4 separate regions of the Mus musculus genome follow, and all the other regions are linked to region 1. Evidence: chromatin loops called from intact Hi-C (ENCODE). Cell type or tissue: left cerebral cortex. All regions are shown on one strand.

What was found. A loop is a pair of places that touch in the nucleus more often than their neighbours do. Peaks named below come from ENCODE experiments on the same cell type or tissue, not always from the same donor. Only the 100,000 strongest peaks of a DNase experiment are listed, where the experiment ranks them.
Region 2: a loop joins it to region 1, with 5 times the contacts of the local background. A loop is called at or near these places in 13 of 42 quality-filtered maps.
Region 3: a loop joins it to region 1, with 4 times the contacts of the local background. A loop is called at or near these places in 3 of 42 quality-filtered maps.
Region 4: a loop joins it to region 1, with 2.3 times the contacts of the local background. A loop is called at or near these places in 13 of 42 quality-filtered maps.

Annotation. Positions count from the first base shown.
Region 1 is chr16:34,697,513-34,702,512 of GRCm38, forward strand. The region is part of intron 5 of Ccdc14 (coiled-coil domain containing 14); the gene reads left to right. Among named protein-coding and RNA genes, the nearest start is that of Gm35150, 9.3 kb to the left of the region's middle. In left cerebral cortex, a CTCF peak has its summit at 2,857 (motif pointing left); a DNase peak (open chromatin) is centred at 2,853.
Region 2 is chr16:34,300,247-34,305,246 of GRCm38, forward strand. The region is part of intron 9 of Kalrn (kalirin, RhoGEF kinase); the gene reads right to left. Among named protein-coding and RNA genes, the nearest start is that of Gm41448, 180 kb to the left of the region's middle. In left cerebral cortex, CTCF peaks have their summits at 2,062 (motif pointing right) and 3,728 (motif pointing right); DNase peaks (open chromatin) are centred at 2,056 and 3,759; H3K27ac peaks cover 238 bases.
Region 3 is chr16:34,123,623-34,128,622 of GRCm38, forward strand. The region is part of intron 33 of Kalrn (kalirin, RhoGEF kinase); the gene reads right to left. All of the region lies in intron 1 of Gm41448 (a long non-coding RNA gene), which reads left to right. Among named protein-coding and RNA genes, the nearest start is that of Gm41448, 6.0 kb to the left of the region's middle. In left cerebral cortex, a CTCF peak has its summit at 2,115 (motif pointing right); a DNase peak (open chromatin) is centred at 2,141; H3K27ac peaks cover 1,740 bases.
Region 4 is chr16:34,318,005-34,323,004 of GRCm38, forward strand. The region is part of intron 6 of Kalrn (kalirin, RhoGEF kinase); the gene reads right to left. Among named protein-coding and RNA genes, the nearest start is that of Kalrn, 190 kb to the right of the region's middle. In left cerebral cortex, CTCF peaks have their summits at 2,824 and 4,732; DNase peaks (open chromatin) are centred at 2,225, 2,705 and 4,735; H3K27ac peaks cover 581 bases.

The sequences.
Region 1 (5,000 bases):
CTTTTTACTGAACCTGAACTGAAGCTCACCAGTTCTGCTAGAGTGGTTGGCCAGGACGCTAGGGTCTGTCTGTCCCTGCTTCTCCAGCTCTGGGAATACAGACATGGACCACTGTGCTGAACTTTTTACATGCATATCGGGGATTTCAATCATAATTATTTTTAAAGATTTATTTATATGTGTATACTGTAGCTGTCTTCAGACACACCAGAAGAGGGCATCAGATCCCATTACAGATGGTTGTGAGCCACCATGCGGTTGCTGGGAATTGAACTCAAGACCTCTGGAAGAGCAGCCAATGCTCTTAACTGCTGAACCATCTCTCCAGCCCCAAATCATAACTATTTTAAAATTAACTTGTGTGTATATATTCTAGTTAAAGAATAAACTTGTTGAACTATAGTTAGGATATAGGACAAAAAACCTGCCAATGGTTGACACTGATTGTATCCAAATGTTGTATGCTTTCATGGTTAACCTTGCTGAAAATTAAGTGTAGTGATTCAGGAAATATTTTAAAACAAGTTTTGAGAATATTATCTTTTAAAGGCATATAGCATTAAACAGTTCAAAATGAAGTTGAAAAGTCTACACTATGAATTTCACTGTTAAATTAACATGGAATTGTACACATTTATGGGGTACAGTGTGATGTTTCCACCCATGTACAGTGCATAGCAATCAAACTAGATTACAATGGGAATTCAGAGTGGAATCAGCTAGTCCTACTCTTCAGATGGGCCAGTACTTAAGGCTTAATGTCAGTCAGTACTTAAGGGTATGCATACATTTTACACAAGGGGTAAAGTTTAAAAAACAAAACATCTAAGACAATCCCCCTGGGTATTAAGAGATCAAGATGCAAACAGCCTAGAAAATAGAGATGGAAAGACTGGCCATTGTCATTCCATATGATCACTTGTTAAGAGAGTGAAGGCTAGAAAACCAGCTCCCTTCATTTCTCCATCTTGGAGACTGTACTGGCTGGCTTTGTGTCTACTTGACACAGCTGGAGTTATCACAGAGAAAGGAGCTTCAGTTGAGGAAATGCCTCCACGAGATCCAGCTGTAAGGCATTTTCTCAATTAGTGATCAAGGGGAAAGGCCCCTTGTGGGTGGTGCCATCTCTGGGCTGGTAGTCTTGGTTCTATAAGAGAGCAGGCTGAGCAAGCCAGGAGAGGCAAGCCAGTAAAGACCATCCCTCCATGGCTCTGCATCAGCTCCTGCTCCCTGACCTGCTTGAGTTCCAGTCCTGACTTCCTTTGGTGATGAACAGCAACGTGGAAGTTTAAGCTGAATAAACCCTTTCCTCCCCAACTTGCTTCTTGGTCATGATGTTTGTGCAGGAATAGAAACCCTGACTAAGACAGAGACCAATCACTTTCTATTCTGCTTGCCTGCACTGCCCACGTGTGCCTTGAAATGTGACAGTGCACCTAGTGTGTGATAATGTAAGTCCCTTTTTCCAGCCCCTCCTCCTGGGATGACAACTCTGAGACTAATTATTTATTAATTAATGCCTAGGCCACAAGCTTTGGCTCATTCCCCTGACTAGCTCGTAACTTATTTAACCCATTCTAACTATTCTATGTCTTCCTCATGGTTAGTTACCTCTCCTCAGCTTCATGCACCCAAGTCCAGGGCGAATTTCCTTTTAATTCTATCCTGAGTTCATCTACCTGCTGGTTAGTTAGCTCTCCTCCAGTCCCACCTGCTTCTTCCTCAGCATCTGGCTCTCAAATTTCCCATGCCTCTCTATTTTCCAGAATCCTCTGTCTTCCTGCCAGTGTCCCGCCTCCTATTTCCTGCCTCAGCTCATTGGCCATAGGCTTTTTTATTGACAGGTGGTGCTTATAAGCGATCACTACATTGGTAGGCTGAATGTGTGTATATTTTTGTATGTATGTCTTCACATTAGTGCTGTGTACCCATGTGCTACACATGTTTGTCTTTCCTTATCACGTCCTGCCTTTATTCTTACTGAACCTGAAGCTTATAGATTTGACTAGGCAGGCTGGCCACTAAACTCCATGGATCCATCTGTCCCTGCCTCCCCTTTGCTGGGGTTAAGGACCATACTGCCTGTCAGTCCCTGCCAGCTCCTGGGGATGGAAACTCTGGTTCTTGTGCTTGAGCCAGCAGGTACTTCACTGACTGGGCTATTTTTCTAATCCCTAGGCTGAAATTTTAATTAATTTAGTAAATTTGAAAACTGATATCCAATTATAAAACTCCTAAGACTATTGGAATACTTCTGGTGTGTAAATCTACTCTTTCAGCTATAAATTATACACAGTCTAAATAGAGATGGAGTGTTTCTCATAAAGATTTAGCATCTGTTTTGAGGTATGCTATAAATAGATGCTGGGCGTTACACACTGCAATGTCAGTGCTTTTGTTATATTTCCTTCTTTATTTTTGTGGTGTTGGAGATCAAACTGAGGCCTTCAGTGTTGTAGGCAAGAACTATACTACTGAGCTGCAGCCTCGGCTCTGGCTACATGTAACTAAAACATGGAAAGTAAGTCGTCCCTTTAATTTTTTGGTATGACTACTTAAAATTTTAAATTAAATATATTGCTTATATTATGTTCCTGTTGGACAGTATCAGTCTTAACTAGGGTCCATTCCATATAGCCAGTTGTGTTTTTAGAAATGGTGTTTAGTTTTACTTTATAATTAAAGCTTTGTTAGAACCTACTGTTCATAGGTCGTATGTGGCTGCTTTCGTACTACGGTGGCATTGAGTAGTTGTGACAGAGACAAGTTAGCTCATAAGCCTGGAATGTTTATTCTCTCTGGCCTTTTAAGAAAGAAGCGTGTTTGGAGTTTTTTAGTTTCTGTGAGATGGCGACATCTGCTGGCAGAGGCAGGACTGTGTAGCTCAGCTTAATAAGACTACAGAAGGAAGTCCAGTGAGCTAGTGGATTGAGAACATGTGCCGGTGAACATGGACTCAGAGCTCCTCAGATTAGACAATTCTTAAGGAACCAGAAGTCTAAAAAAGAGAGGACTAGGATTCAAAAGGAGAGGACAAGATTGTGCTTTGCTGTGCTGTGCTGTGTTGTGCTGTGTGCTGTGCTGTGCTGTGTTGTGCTGGGCTGTGCTGTGTTGTGCTGTGTTGTGCTGTGTGCTGTGTGCTGTGCTTGGCTGTGCTGTGCTGTGCTGTGCTGTGTTGTGCTGTGTGCTGTGCTGGGCTGTGCTGTGCTGTGGGCTGTGATCTCCCGTGGACCATCTTAGACTCCTGAGTTAAAATAGCTTTAGAGGATATTTTTCTATTTCCTTTATTGTAAAATTATTTTAATAAAAACTGATACTTTATAGGAAGTTATTAGCTAGTTTTGTAGCTCGTCTGATAGAGATGATCTGTTATTGCTATGGGTTTTCGTCATCTCAGAGGGATCACGTTTAGAAATATATTTCTAGATAGCAAGATTTATGAAAATGAAGTATTTACTTATCTGCTCAGTTTGCAGCTATTGGATGATATAACATTGCTGAGTGTTTACTCTGTGCTACATACTGTTCTGAGGCGTTGCCAAGTGCTACTTACAGTTCAGCGATCTTTAGAAGTTGGTGATTTTATTTGCATTTTACTCTGTCTTTGTGTTTAATAGCAATGAGGTTATGCAAAGTAAAAAGACACTCATAGTATTACCGATTGACTTTAGCTCTGTAACCAGTGTTGGGGGATGGACTGAAAGAGTGACAGGAAATTGAAGGAGTGGGTTAGGGTACCTCTGTGTGAGGAAGTGATTGGCAGCACCGAGCAAACTCGCTTTTTCCACTCTGAAAACTAAAGGAAGCAGCAGCCTATCCTGGAGCTGTTCATATAGTGAAGCAGCATTAGGGAGGTGGATAGACCGATGGCTAGCCTACCCCTCATATAAAGGAAAAAATGGCCTCTCCAGTCCTGTGTGCATGTGCGCATAGCAGAGGCTGACATCAGGTGTCTTCCTCCTAACACCTCATCTTTTTTTTGGTTTACTTATGTATTTATTTTGGTGACACAGTTTCATGAAAGTCAGGCTGTCTTCAAACAGGATATGAAGCTGAGAATGTCCTTGACTTGTTGTTGTTGCTCTTGTTTTGTTTTTCTTTTTTATTTTATTTTTAACATATATAAGAAATAAATGTAAAAAACCAAATACGTGGACAAAAAATACAAGAATCATATGATCATCTCAATGGGAGCACAAAAAAACAAAAAGTCTTTGATAAAATTCAACATGCATTCTTAATAAAAGCTCTAGAACAAGTAGGACTGTAGGAAACATATTCCAATAAAAGTTATAAATGACAAACACATAGCCAATATCATCCTAAATGAATGAAACCATTAATAAGCGCCATTAAAATCGGGAATGGGAGAGGAGTGCCCACTGTCTCTACTGCTTATCAATAACATGATTGAAGCATTAGCTGGAGCAATAAGGCAAGAGAAGGGATACAAATGGAAAAATATTAAGTCAAATTATTTTCAATTGAAGATTATATTATCTTATATCCAATATTCCAAAAATTTGACTAGAAAAATTGTAGAAATTATTAATAATCTCAGCAAAGTGTTATGATACATAATTGACTTACAAAATTTACCAGTCTTAATACATAAAAGTAACAAGCCTGCTGGGAGAGAGGTCATGGATGTGCTCCTCTTCCCAGTTTCTCAAAATATTTAGAATATACAAAACCAAAGAGGAAAAAATAAAAAAACAAAAACCTCTACTATGAAAACTTTAAATGTGTGAAGAAAGAGATTAAGAAACATTCTAGAATTTGAAGACATCCCAAGCTTATAGCTTGGTAGAATTAACATTGTGAAAAAAAGACCTACCTACTAAAACAATTTACTGATTTAATGAAATCACAATCAACTTCCTTATTTCATTCTTCACATAAATAGAAAGAAAATCCTCAATTTGATATGGATCAACAAAAGACCCAGAATAGCCAATTAGTCCTAGATAAGTGCTTGTTTCTATGTATGCATTCTGCTT
Region 2 (5,000 bases), 400 kb before region 1:
ACACTCACACACACACTATCACACACACTCACACACACAAGCATGCACACACATTCAAAAACACAAACTCGCACCCTTGCATGCATGCACATACACTCAAAAACATACACATGTGTGCATACACATACACACACTCAAACACACATGCACACACAGCAACACCATGGGAGATAGTTGCGATGGGAACAAGAAGCAAGGCACACAGAAAGAGGGTGTAGAGGGCAGGTGGATGTAGGATGGAAATGGGATCCAGAGGAAGAAGGTACAAGAGGAACACGAAAATCCCAGGAAGAAGTATATGAACATGGAAGCAACTAGCCTCTGACCTGCGGCATCCAAGAAAATGCAGAGAGAAGCGGCACCCATTGCCTCCCTCTTCCTAGGGGAGAAGGGTGGAGCATGCCCAATAAAGTGAAAGCACATAGAGACAGGTGTGTGTGTGTGTGTGTGTGTGTGTGTCCCTATCTTCCCTCCAATCAGAGAGCTATTCTGCCCTCCTTCCCTCCTTCCCTTGGCACACTCAGCTAAGCCTCCTGGTACTCTGGCTGGGATTTCGTTCTGCCTAAAGAATTCTTGTGTTTTATACTTGAAAATGTCTGAATGAGTGGATTATCACCATTAAAAATTTAAGTGAGAAATTTAAAGTGCTAATTACTGCCACAGGCAAGTGAGTTTTATTCAAATATATGCTACAAAGGACGGAACCAGCAAGGCTGAGTTAACATCACAGGCTGTGAAAAATGGGAACTGGGAGCTGGTGTCCTAGAGTAACTTGTATCATGTGTAAGGAGGTGTAGAGAGGAGTTCTTAAATGATGGGGCACAAGGAAAGGTTGCAGGGAGTAAGTGTGACTGTTCTTGTGACACAGTTTGAGGATCAGTCTTAGGCTGCCAGTAGGAACCCAACATAGGAAAAATCTCTCCCAGGGCTCTTTCGATCAGTGATGTTCCACACTAAATGAAAAACCCCTAAAGCTGGGGTGTGTCTTATTCTCACTCTCCCCCATGGTGCTGCAGTGTAAGCTAATGGCATGAGCTCCAATGTCAGGTAGACCTGGGTTTGATGCTAATCTGCCATCAGGAGTTGGATTAGAAGTGAGTTGACTTAACCTATCTCTGCCTCAATTTCCTTCTCAGAAGGATGGAGACCAAACTGCCACCTACCTCATGGTGTTGGGAGATTAAATAGGAAAAAGCAAGTGAAGGGACTAGATGTCCAATCATATTTCCTCATACAGATGGCGAATCCTGAGCTCTGAACAATGTACCTTCTAATCTTTTCTTTGATGTTTGACTGTCTTCCCAATGTTCTTATCATAAGATTGGTCCATTTCTAATCTGACAACTCTTCATATGTGTATTCTAAGATCTGATTGTGTGCACAAGGTGCATGAGTCTTTCGCTCTTAGACTTTAATCTTTCCCTGTGTAGGAAAAGTTAGTTTCCAGCCTCATCGTGTTTTGGTCACCTTTTGTTGCTGTTGCTAATCATTTTCAAGGCAACCCACAATGCACACCTTTTACTACATAATATTGCTAATTGGATTATTTAATGGCTAAACTCACTTAGTCTGATTAGGGAGCTATAGTCACTACAGTTAATGAATGACTGATTATCTGTAATTAAAAAAATACTCACAATTCTCTTTCAGGCATTTTTTTGGCAAACAAAATAAACAGAGTAAAATCTATAATTTTCCACATGAGGCACCAGGAAAATTAATGCAGGAAGATTGCTGTGCAGCTCAGGAAGTCTGGTTCTAACAGTACTCTTCATCAGCTCAGAACATTGCCACCATGCAAGCCAAATCTTGATGCCACTCCTCTGTTAGCTTACAGGAGCAGACTGTTTAAAAACAAGATGTTCTTTTTAAGGGGAGGCATGGGAGCCTCAAAGGTGCCACCTCCCCATGAACACACCCATCTTCCAGCCTGCAGTGGGCACACAGCCAGACTTCCTCTCTCTGCTCTGCCTGTATATGGCTTAGTGCTTTGCACTCTGACCTTCCTAAGAACACTGCTCCAAGCTCTCTGCCTATGCACCAAGAACCAGTGTGACTCTCACCCCACCACCAGAGGGAGCTCTACGCTGGACTACACCAGTTCATTCTTTTGCTTTCTGCCTGGAACCAGAAAGCCCTATGGTGCATATGTCTTCTCAGGAGCAGGGGCTTCAAACTACCAGCATAACTAGACAGTCCAAAAAACACTGTAGGGCCATTAAACAAAACAAAAAACAGGCAAGGAAGAAAGGGAGGCAGAACAAGTTGACCTGCTGGGTTACTCTGAAAACAGTTCCTCTGACTAAGAAAACACACAAGCAATTTACTTCTCACAACAAATAGATGTCTAGTTAGTAGTTACTCCCTGCTCTTCCCAACCATATGAGGTCTATGTGGGCTTTTGCACACACAGGAAGCCAGAGGAGTTACAGGACCATAAAAGGCATAAGGTGGAGACTGGCTGATGCTGATAGGACTGCTTTTATGCCTGATGCTGACAGGGACTTCTTTTATGGCTGTTGCTCAATGCTGTTCTATGCTAAGCTGAGGGGAAAAAAAAACCCTGAAAAAACCTCCACACTGACTGAATAGCAGGCAACCTTCTCTTTCTTCGGTTAATGAATCCAAATTCCAGTTTTACCTGTAAGCCAAATTTCCAACATTCCCACACCCAGCAGTGAGAAAGAAAGCTGAGAACACGCCTGTGGGGACCAAGGGAAGGAAACTTCTAGAAGCAAGTGTTTAAATGGAATCTCTCCCACTGACATCTTTGGCTTACACATCTCTCCTTCACAATGATTTCAAGCCTAAAAGGGCAAAATATTCCTACCAGGGTAAGATCTAACTCCAGAAATAGCACTGGGGCAAGATGGCAGACAGGCGGAGCTTGGCCCGCCCTCCATCATCCCGTTAGGAGACTGGCTCTTTCTTCTGTCTGCATTTTGCACCATTGTTCCTCCCTCTGCAGCTACACCTGCCTTAATGGCTTTCCTCTTTAAGTCCGCTCCCCCTTTCTTTGCTCACTGCCTGTCATTCTTTGTATGTGGTCTATCTTCCCCTGTGTGTAATATGCATCATTCTGTCTTCCCTGTCTTATTTTCTATCTTCTTGTGTCTCTCTTGGGCCTTTTTCTAAGACAACTGGAGTGTGGACTAGACTACCTACTTTCTGCTCCTGGCATTACCATCACCTAGCTGTGTGGTTATGACCAAGTCTCTTGACACTGATGGGACTCAATTCCCTCAACTGTATAGTCAGTTTGACTGGCTATGGTTTTGTTTTATTTATTTATTTTAATTTTTATTGGATATTTTCTTTATTTACATCTCAAACATTATCCCCTTTCCTGGTTTCCCCTCCAAAAAATACCCTTCCCCTACCCCCTCTCCCTGCTCCCCCCACTCACCAACCCACCCACTCCTGCTTCCTGACCCTGGCATTCCCCCACACTGGGGGATAGAGCCTTCATAGGACAAAGGGCCTCTCCCCCATTGATGTCCGACTAGGCAATCCTCTGCTGCATATGCAGCTGGAGCCATGAGTCCCACCATGTGTGCTCTTTGGTTGATGGTTTAGTCCCTGGGAGCTCTGAGGGTACTGGTTAGCTATGTTGATTGCTGGCTGTGTTGAGCTTTGAGATTTAGTCACTGAATGTAATGGAGTCCTTTATCAGCCAACATACAGAGAGGATGTTGAGGAGTTCCCAACAACACAAGCACCAGGGGGCACCCAAGGACCATGGACAGAGAATGTGGTCATGTGATAGGCAGCTACTGTATTTGATTCTGTGTCATGAGGAAGGTGCTATTGTTTTAGAAGTGGGGGGAAAACCCCAGAAGCATCATGGGATGCAGCGATTTGTCCGTGTTCTGCTGGTCGCAGAGATCAGACGTGCTGAGGAACATGATTTGCTGACCACTGAGCCAGTGCTCTGGTGTCTTCCCTTCTGCTTTCCCCAGGCTGATGATGGTTGCACACGAGCCTCCTGTGCAGGTTTCTGAGAAAACGTCTCTGGATCCCAGTGTGCTTAGCTATCTTGGGTCCAGACTATATGTAGGATTCAAAGAACTCTCTCTTCCTTTAAGACACTGATGCTGATGCCTCCTCACTCCTTTGCCTGAAAGCGTTGCAGTAATACTCAGTCACCCTGCATGTTGATGGGCATGCTCTGGTAGACCTGCACTTTATATTTTCTTGTATCTTTCTAATTAACTAACCTGGTATCTCACCAGTATTTAGTTCAGTTCTGGGCCCGTGGAAGAGACCAGAACTCGCTGAAGAACCAGTGAGCATCATGGCATTCCTGAGCATTGAGGTTTTGTTGTCCCTGTGCCCTTAGCCTGGGCCATAAACACCAAGAACTTAAAGCTATTCTATTACAGTCCTGTTGGCTGGCTCCAGCTACTCACCAATAAAACACCTACTGCATGGGTGAGGGAGGGCTAAGTAGTCACTTGACCAAAGCAAGTGGAAGGGGTCTTCTGATAATTCCTGGTCAATTTATCAAGCATAAAGAGAACACCAGCTAACGTAGACAGACCTAAAAGCTGTAAAGAACAAAGAAAGAAAGAAATCCTAATTTCTGTTCTTGAATAGATGGGAATTAATGAGACACACAGGTTTTAAATGATGATGCGATTCAATGGCGAGTATGTTATCAAGATTCTGTTTCTTTTTTGAGATCAAACCTCACATAGCTCAAGCTGGCCTTGGACTCAATATGCAGCTTAAGATGGCCTTAAATTCGGCATCATAAATGCTAGGATTACAGGCACAAACTTGCACACCGGGCTGGAGCAGGGAAATAACTTGCGTAGTCTGTACCCAAAAACAAGGACAGGCTCATGCAAGGCTGGGAGTTAAGAGACCGAAGACTACGTTCATCACACCGACCCTCATACCTGTGAGTTCAGACAACCCCCAGGCAGAAATGACAGACTGGATGTCATGCAGGCAACCAAGACTCAGCAGTGGGGTTGCTCAGCCTTACTTTCGGGTTT
Region 3 (5,000 bases), 570 kb before region 1:
AACACGGAGTGCTCCCACTGGCTGCCTGTCTGTTTCCACTACTGTGTCCTAGGCCCTATAGTCCGTTTGCCCTAGGACCCTTCCCCTTTTAAATCATCTCACCTTTTTTGGTTTGTCTATAATTCTACTAAACTGTAAACTTGACAAAAATTACTTAAGGGTGAGTTGTAACCTTTAAGAACAAAGAGAATAGGAGATCATGTAGGTGGACATGTACAGGAGAGGCCAACCTGTTTTCATTATGCTTTACTTTCTGAATGACAGACAGTAGACATAACAGAACCATATGACTTAGTAGAACAGAGAGAGGAGATAAGGTGCCTGCCAATCAGTTAGCTTTGCATAGCCCCCTGACAGGCTTAGGAAGTAGAAGCACCAGGCAGCATATACTGTGTCTATGTATATGTGTGCACATGCATATATGTGGATATGTGTATACGTGGAGGTAAGGCAGGTGGATGGGTTAAAAGTCTGTAGAGACCCTTAAACCTGCCCTCTATCTTGTCCATCCTGCTCTGGAAAGTTGAAATTCAATGCAGGTCTACATACAGAAGTAGGAAAGTGGCCACCACTGTGTTCCTCCAGCCCCCAGAGCACTGGCAGCCAAACAGAAACATTTGGATAGATCTGACAATAGAAACATTTGGATAGATTTGACCATTGTTTACTGAAGAAGCCAGAGGACTTAGAGACACTTGAATACTGACATTGAGAGTCTCTCCACCAAAGCACATCACGATGACACCTGACAGACAACAGTCCTGCTCCTTGTACCAACATCTGGTGTACCTCATGCATGCACACGTATCCTCAGCTTCAGAGAAGCCTAACAGAGGCTAAAACAGGTAGATACATATGAGCAGGACACACTACAGTGTGGTTCTTGACCCGATGTTTCAAGAGGCTGATAGGAAGAATTAAAACCCCATCCTGGAGCATGGCACTAGGAAATATTTTACAAAAGGCCACCCTGAAGCCCTCTGAGGGCAGAGGAGGAGGAGTCAGGTGAGACACAACAGTAACAGTCCTTGGCAACAGCAGATTTCAAAAGCTACAGTGAAACAAAGAGAATGGCAAACTCCTCCAAAATTCCAAGGAGGAATCCTGCTCCTGACCAGAATAGAGCTTTCTACAGGCATCTTCAAAGCGGCAGTCTCACATGTCCTATGTCCTTCAGCCACAAGTGTTCAATAAAAACATTTTTTGTTTGTTTTTTGACACGGGGTTTCTTTCTGTGTATCCCTGGCTGCCCCCGAACTCACTCTGTAGACCAGGCTGGCCTCAAACTCAGAAATCCACCTGCCTCTGCCTCCCTAGTGCTGGAATTAAAGGCATGTGACACCACTCCCTGATTTATTCTCTATCTTTAAAAAATGTATTATTTTTCTATGCACCCACTGTCTGTTCTTTATCTCTGCCCCTCCCCAGGCTTCAGAGAACAGAGAGTTGATGTTGAATTTAGTAGAGTGTTAAGGGTAGTGGCAGCTACTCTTCATTTCTTTCCCACTTCTTTGCCTCTGGAGAGCCCACACAAGTTATCAACAGAGATATGCCCAGGAGGGCTAAGCAGGTCTTTACCCATGGAGGCGACAATCCCACCAAGAGAGAGGCCATCCCAGTAAGTCTTGAGTTTGACCAAGGCTGTCTACACCATGACTCTAATTGTGCCCATGGGAGGCAATTTCCTGCATCATCAGAAAGAGAACTCCAGCTGACCTTCGGAGGAGGCAGCAGACATGGCTGGGGGAAACATGAGATTAAAGAGAAGGACAAAAGCTGTGAGTTTCTCTGAATGCCTCCAGGCAGCCCTGCAAAAGGTCTGCTGTCATAGGACACTAGAGAGCTGAACATCGGAGGAAAGCAGGCCAAAGACCGGAAGTGATTGTTTTCACGGTGCAGACTACGATCAAGCCTCAGATGTTCAGCTGTGGCTCACAAGATGACCCTTTCTGATCACCCCATCTCCCCTCCTGCTCCATTCTGCATGTACAGTCACACACCCTCTAGATACCCTTGGCTACTGCTCCCTAGTCTCTGTGCCTATAAAGTGCAGCTCCACCTTCCCCTCCTGTCCTTACTATTTGGACCGACTTGGCAGGCACTGTTGGCCACTAGAGAGCAGCAACGGCTAGGAGTTAGAAAAGGAAACCACCAACTTGCTTAGCAGATGGCAGGCTCTCAAGAGAGTCCTCCTGCCCAGCTGAAGTACACTTCTAGTTCAGGCAGAAACCACAAGGAAGCCATTGTGCATCACAGCTGGTGGGTACCAGGTGTTTACTGTTTCTTGGGAAGGAATTCCTCATTAGGAAATGAGCAACCAGAGACCAGAGCAAGTTGTGGGGTCTGATTGTAACCTTAGCAAGTGTGATCCAGGATTCCTGGTTCTTGCCTGTATGCCCGTCCAAAACACTGTGCACCAAGGTGGTGGTTGTTGTTGTTGCTGCTGCTGCTTTTGTTCCTCTTCCTCCCCCCCTCCTCCCCCTCCTCCTCCTCTTCTTCTCCTCCTTTTTCTCCTATTCCTTCTCCTCCTCCTTCTCCCATTTTCCTCTTCCTCTTCTTCCTTCTCTTCCTCCTCCTCTTCTTCTTCCTTCTTCCTGCATGTCCCCTTATGGCTTATCCTGGGTTAACCACCTGCCCACCCAGATCTCAAAATACATTTGGACAAACTAGTTGAGATAGTTATAACCGATCTGGCAGTGCTGTAAATGACTAAAACTCTTTCTTCCGTCTGTTGGCCAGCCCCATGCTAACCTTAGTCCTCACTGTCAACCAAAGCCTTTCTGCAGGCACTTCTTTCTGGGCTACTGTGTCTACTCGTCTCAGACCATCCGGCCACGTACGTGCGGCCCCTAGGCCTGGACTTCTGGATCTCCCCATACGCCCAACTTGTTTGGCTTTTGCCTCTCCAAATATGTTCTCTACTGGGTTTCTGGATGATGCCTGGGCTATGTCCTGGTCATTTCTTCCCCTGGACTTAATGATGGTCAATATTCCAACTGAGATAGTTCTCTATTCCTCTTTGCTCCTGGAGCTCATGGTTCCTATATCATATGTCTTACATTCTTTGTTGGACATCCTGAACTACTTCTGGAACTTCCTCAGACTGTAACTTTTAAAGACATTTTAGGTGATTTGTGCATGTATGCATACTATAAAATTATTTTCTGGCTTAGCTATTGAAGTATTTTTACGGTAGATTTTTGTTTTTGTTTTGTTTAAGACAGGGTCTCTCTCTATAGCCCTAGACTTTGGCTGTCCTGAAACTCACTATGTAGACCAAACCTCGAACTCACAGAGATCCACTTGTTTCTGCTTCCCAAGAGCTGGGATTAAAGGTGTGCACCATTATGTCGAGTTTTATAGTAGATTATTAACTTTATCAATTTCCCCTCTTCTATGGTACTGTTTTAACAATGGAGTATCTTATAGTTCCATGGTTTATTATCATTAAAAAGAACTGTAGCTGTGTGTGTGTGTGTATGCATGCCTGTGTGTGCATACATGTCTTTATGCACATCATTTACTAAGAGCTAAGCGGTTCTTACTGTTTCCTTACAATTTTTGTCACTTTGAGCTTTTCTTGCCATAAAATAAGTCAGCGTTTCTATCCCACATGCGATGTATCTGTCAGTTGTGATGGCTATGGGAATTGGTCAGGCTAAGAACCTTCAAGACAACATGGTGATTGAGAATCTGGGTTGGAGCTCAGCAGCTCTGGATCTGACTCAAGTTCTATTACAGATTGGCTGTATCATCTGCGAAATGTTAGAGGTGTGGACATGGTTTCTCTCCAGGATTCAGTCCCACACTGAATATGCCACACTTGAATATGAAGGCCAAATTAATAGGGGGATGTTTGTTAAAGGAGGGAGCAGCTGGAGGTACCTGAATGGCAAGGCTGGTTGAGCCTCTGAGGCTGCATGTGATGTCCCCTCCAGGCCAGCCTGTACCTGGTCCTGCTAAATAGCCCAGTGGTGTTGAGCAGTCAGGGCTGAGAACATAGGATTTTGCCTCCTTTCCTTCTGACAACCATGGCTGGCAGTGACCATGATGGTGATGGTGGTGAGGTATTACAGAAGAAAAGTAAGATGTAGCTCCCAGCAGAACACTCAAGCTAGACTTAAGACTTAGCAACTATGGCAATGGGAAAAGTCAAGAGTATATACACCCTTCAAGAACCAGGGATGGGGATTTTATTCACTTTTAAATATGAGCCAATTATATCAAACAGGGATTGAGAACAGACAGGTCATTTCAGGGAGGGAAGAGAAATTTTGATTTAAACATATTTAAAATTTTATTATTCATTTCTTCCTGTGCTGCTTCCTCTGGATTTTGGAGTACAGTGGCTAGAGTGGACCAGCTTGGCTTGAAACATGTTCTGGACGGAAAGAGAAGTCAGGGATGGAGGATTTGGTGATGGAAATCCCAGGCTCTGGGAACCCCAGGCTGCAGCTGAGAGTTCCCTGCGGTAGTTCTCAGGAGGAGAACAGATTCTCTTATATCTTTGGGGAAAACCAGAACCTGTGGGAATGGCGGGAGGGAGAGTTTGGAACTGCACCTTTGGGGATGCTCTGGGCCTCCTTTCAGCATCTGGGAGGCAGAGGAAACTTAGTCAGGAATGGCCAGGGGCGACAGCTTTGGAATATCTCCTATCTCATCAGTGAGGAAAGGAGTGTCCAGATGGAGCCCAGAACTGGCAAATAAGAGAGAGCACGTCTACCGTGGGTGCCACTGTGGTAGAGCCTTGCAGAGAGGCTGGGCTTCAGGTTTTCAAAGGGGGCTCCCTCAGGGTGAGAGGAGGGGCATGTGGCACTAGGCCTTGGTTGGACCCCAGACCTGTCTTAATGGCACAGATGAGCAGGGACTAATGACACAGATGTGATAAAGATGGAGCCATCTCTGAAGCAGGTGCAGCTCTGCCTTCTCTCTCAGCCTCTGGAGGGAACTCAAGCCAGGGCACGCTGCTCTTTTTGGCAAAGGGTGGGAGACAGAGGTTC
Region 4 (5,000 bases), 380 kb before region 1:
TTCTGGGTATTGAACGACCCTTTCATAGGGGTCACCCAAGTCCACTGAAAAACTAGATATTTATATTATAATTCATAATAGCAGTTAAATTGCAGTTATGAAGTAGTGATAGAAGTAATTTTATGGTTGGGGGTCACCACAGTATGTGGTAATGTATTAAAGGTATTAGATGTATTAAAGGTCAGCAATAGGAAGATTAAGAAGCGCTCTTCCACAGAGATAGAAGCAAGTCACTGAGGATACAGAGTGAGGTGTTAGAGCCACTAACAGAGGTGGTGGGAAGGGTCTTCCCGACTCTGAGGGGATGGGGATGCTGGCAGCTCTCCATGGTCCCCTCTACCCTAAACCTGTGATCACAGAGGAACACACACACAAAAAAAAAATCAAACAAAAAAGGCCAGAGCTTAGCATCATATTCTGGATGCTAATCTCACAGAAAATGGTCTTATGTTTCCTTAGCAGTGGACAGGGAGCTGTCCTCCTAAAACTAACAAGCAGTTCTGCATCACAGCAAAGGCTGAGGCCATGTCCCACATCAGAGGGACGATGGGTAACTGACTTGTGTGTGTGTTTGCTCATGTTCTTCCCTACAGTTCCCATGCTGAACGACAGACACCAAGGCAAGTTACACTGTCAAGTTCATCACTTTGTTCATATTCTTAACCTAGAACCTGAGGGGAAATGGGCAGACAGGTTCTGAAACAACCCTGAATACACAGACAGCCACAAACCAGATGTGAAATGAGGAGGGTCAAGGAGAAACTCTAAAAGCTGGAAAAGCAGAGTGAGGTAAAATACTCTAAGTGGATAAACAAACAAGGTGTTCATCATTGGAGACAGACAGCATTGCTGGGCCTGTGCTCGGCCTCTCCTGCCGTTCTTTTGTGTGATGGTCCTATCTCTTTTGAAGAGCCTGTGAGAGTCAAGCTCACTCTAGGATACAGCCGGCTAAAAGGTGATCATGGCTCCTTTGGCCTTTTAAATCTGCTACGGCCATTGCCTCCACTGTCTCCCCTCCACAAGTGCTTCTGCACAGCTGTCTATTAGTCAGGCATTACTGTCACTGGACCAGAAGGAAATATGTGAGTTCTGCCCCCAGCAAGGACACTCATTTATGCTGTCATGATGCCTCTGTGCCTCAGTTTCCTCACTTGCAAAATAAGGGAGCTGAACTAGGTGATCTCAGAGCTCTTAGTTCTGGGTCAGCCGTGCCAAGGAGGCAAGGACAACAGCGCTGTCTACCCAGGAAATTCGTAGCTCAGCCTTGCTGTCCACAGGCCACAGCTTGGCTCTTCACTGCCCGCTGTATGAACACCAAGTCTGGAGCCGGATCTCCTGAGTTCTTCATGTTCTGCATGACCAATAATCCTGCCCTCTTCACACCCTCTCCCTCAGCAGAGCTTCTCAGACAAACCAGAAGTTAATAACTTGGCTGATAGCTGGCATGAGGTATGTCTTTGTGCACATACTGACCTCAGACTCACTGTTTAGGTGAAGGTGACTTTGAACTCCTGACCCTCCTGCTTCTACCCACTAAGTGCTGGAATTTTAGGCTGTGCTAACCATGCTGATGAGTATCTTCTAACATCCTTCAGCATGGATTTATTAAATTCTCCATATACACTCAGCACTACTATTATTCTTTCTGTGGTTATCATTAGTTTTTAAAGTGTAGTAGAGTGTGAGCTACAACGACAATCTACTCTATAGAACACAGTAGAGTTGCTTCATGGTCTGTTGTATCATCTACCATCCTCCTTGTCATTTGGTCACAAGAAGGAAAAATAACTAAGTCCGGCAAGATCTTGCTGACTCTTGAACCTTCTCTATTGCACCCTGCCCCCTTTCGTTACCTATGGAATTTGCCATTTGCTTGTTTCCTCTCAAAGTCACTAGTTGGAGATTACAGGCTAGACAGCCTCTTCTCCCATGACCCTGTCATCTGCCATGACTGCTGAAATCAACGAAGCAGCCCTTTTCCTGAGAACAACATGGCAGAGTCTTGAGCTTTCAGCCCTCCAGAAAGAGCTCTCACTTTGAACATTCCAAGTGGCTATGAAAACACATAAAGATGCTTACTGACAAAGGCACTGATAGCTTTCCATAAAAGGCACGAGCAAATTTTTATGAATTAGGTTCCTTTTGTGAAGGAGACAGCAGCTCTAGGAGAAACAAGCTATGATTTTAGCAACCTTAAGCTCTGTGTCGGGGGCTGGTTGCCAAGGTGATCATTGCCAGGAGTCTGCATCATTTGACTCCCATTCACTTTTCTTCTAAGAACTGGGACAACCGTCATAGCCCTGTGGTCAGAGGCTTCACTCTGATCAGACACTGTGTGGACCGGAAGTAACACAAGGCATCCAGTCAGTTGCCTGATAACTGTCAATGTGACAAACAGCGTTATCCTTTCCCTCATCCAGTTGCAGCAGACTGGCATTATCCCCCAACCTGTACAAACCAAATCAAAGTAGTAGTAAAAAGCACAATAAAAAGTATGTCAGCGTTCACAACCTGAGGCACCATGAGCGGTCAAAGTCCCATCCTGGTTCACAGAGAGCACAGTACAGTGTCCCCTACTATTCCTGGAAGATGCACTTTCCGTAGGGCCTGACACATGCGTTCCAGCTGTACAGCTGCCAGCCCCTCCCCCGCTCACGATACCTTTTCCTGGCAGATACCTGAGCCCTAGGAGGAGTGAAGTGACTGAAGCTCTGAGTTATCTACAAGGTTTTCCCTGACCCAGAGAGACCTGAGAAGTCACACCCTTCTAGCAACACTGTGTAAGAAACAGTTTTCCGATGCAGTGTGCTTCCATTCCTTAAGGTGGAGACACAGACACCCAGCAGGCTTGAACCAGACTTCTTGAGACAGCTCTACTGCTTGGCATGAGCTTGTCACAGCCACAGCAGCCACAGTTGGGCTGTCTTGTCCTCACCCAAGGGGACAAAGACTCTTCTGCTTCTCTCTGACAGGACTGCCAGGCAGGGAAGGACCTTCCTCCCTAGGCTAAGCATGGGGTCTTCATTTTATGTTCTAGGGATGGTATGACTTTGACTCCAGAGGTAGCAGAAAGTCATCAAAGATGTTGCATCTCTGTAGAAAACAAGTCCCAGGCATGGCTCTTAATCCCATACCAGTTAATGGAACCATGGCATTTCCATGGTCACATATGGATGAAAAGTCGTGGCCTGTCTGCCCAATCATCACAAGAGTGAGGCCTGAATACCACTGAGACTCAATCCTTTTAGAGCCCTTGACTCCAGATTCGAAGCTTCATGGGGAACCCAGGCCAATGACTGGCCAAGGGCCAACTCCAGCTACTAGCTGAAGTTCTGTAGCAGCTACACAGGATGGCTGGTAGCTCTTAGGAATCTGTTCTGCTAATTCTCTTAGGCATATAAAAGATGGTTTAAAACATATTCCTAATTAGAGAACACATGCATTAATTATCAGGAATAATTGTGTCCTTAACTATAATAGAGGAGATTCTCTTTCTAACCAGTTAATAGCCAAAATATCACCTCTCCGTGGGCTACAGAGCTGGTGGGATTCATGCTCAGCCTCTATTTTTATCCAGCTCATTCTTTTGTTATCAGCACTTCGGAGTGAGCCCATGCCTCTGCACATGAGAGGCCACTGAGCAACTGAGTCACACTCCAGCCCCCATTCTTATTGAGGAGCAAAAATTATTTGAAGTTTCTTTTCCACTTTGAATACTTTGGGTAGCTGTGGGATAATTTTTATTTTAATAAATTTTGACCTTTTTAATTAAAATTAAGTTTATTTAAATTATTTATCTGGCTAGGCTGTATACAGTCAGCATTAAAACTTCTCATATTTTCCCACCTTTTTGGCTTCAGTGAAGCTTTCATTTTATTTTATTTTTTCCAAGAAAAGTAGAGTCAATTTGCAAATAATGAAACAGGCAGGTTTTAATGGCTACTGTTATAAGGGATGGAAACACACTTTATTAGTTTTTCAGAAGCTAACTTCATGTAACAATGTCATTTTATACTTAGAAAATAAAAGCAGAACGTAGAAACACCTTGACTTCACTTAGGTTTGCTTAATGTTCATTAAATCAGTTGAGTGATGAGTTCACAGTCACAAGAGAACAAAGGTCCCTGCTCTGCTAAACCCGAGACAGGGTTTCTCTGTGTAGCCCTGGCTGTCCTAGAACTCACTTTGTAGACCAGTTGGCCTCGAACTCAGAAATCTGTCTGCCTCTGCCTCCCGAGTGCTGGGATTAACGGCGTGTGCCACCACACCCGGCTTAAACCCCTATCTTATTTCTACCTTTTTTCTTGCACCCTGCAACTTATATTTCTATTTTGTCACAGTCAAAGAGAGCTATAGGAAGCTATTTGAAGATTTTCTCATAATAACGTCCAGTCTTGGTAAGAAAATAGAGACCGTACCAAAGCTTGGCCAGCCTCGCCTCTCTCTGCCGCTTAATGAGACCCTGTGTAGCACTAATATCTTTGTAATCCCAAGCCCACTTTGGGTCCTAGAGCTGCTAAAGCATCAGTTTATGATTAATTAGTTTAGCATTACCATGTAAACCTGCTGATCCCACCTCGAAACATATGGACATCGGGGCTGTAACATCTGGAGTAGGAATTGATAGTGCTTAGCCACACTGCAGCAGCTACAGGAAAGCAATGAGTGCTAAGCAAAAGCTGCAACCCTGCCCCCTCACACAGCACAGGCTGCCCTCTAGGGGGCGAAGAGGGAAGCTGATGGATGACTCTGCTCTGGTTTGGCTGAAGAGTGGGGCAGTCCAGGTGGAAGCCATCTGTCACTGCTGGCCACAGAGAGGAAAGAATAGGAACGGCCTAGTGCTCAGCAAAGATAACATTGGCCCACAAATCCTTTTGCCCCTCTGGCCTGGCTTGTTGTAGAGATGTTTTCTCCAGCAATTGCTTCACAAACCATTAAACAGCCATGAAAACAATCGCCTGGCCATATGTCAAAGGGCCACAGAAACCCACAGCAGGTTG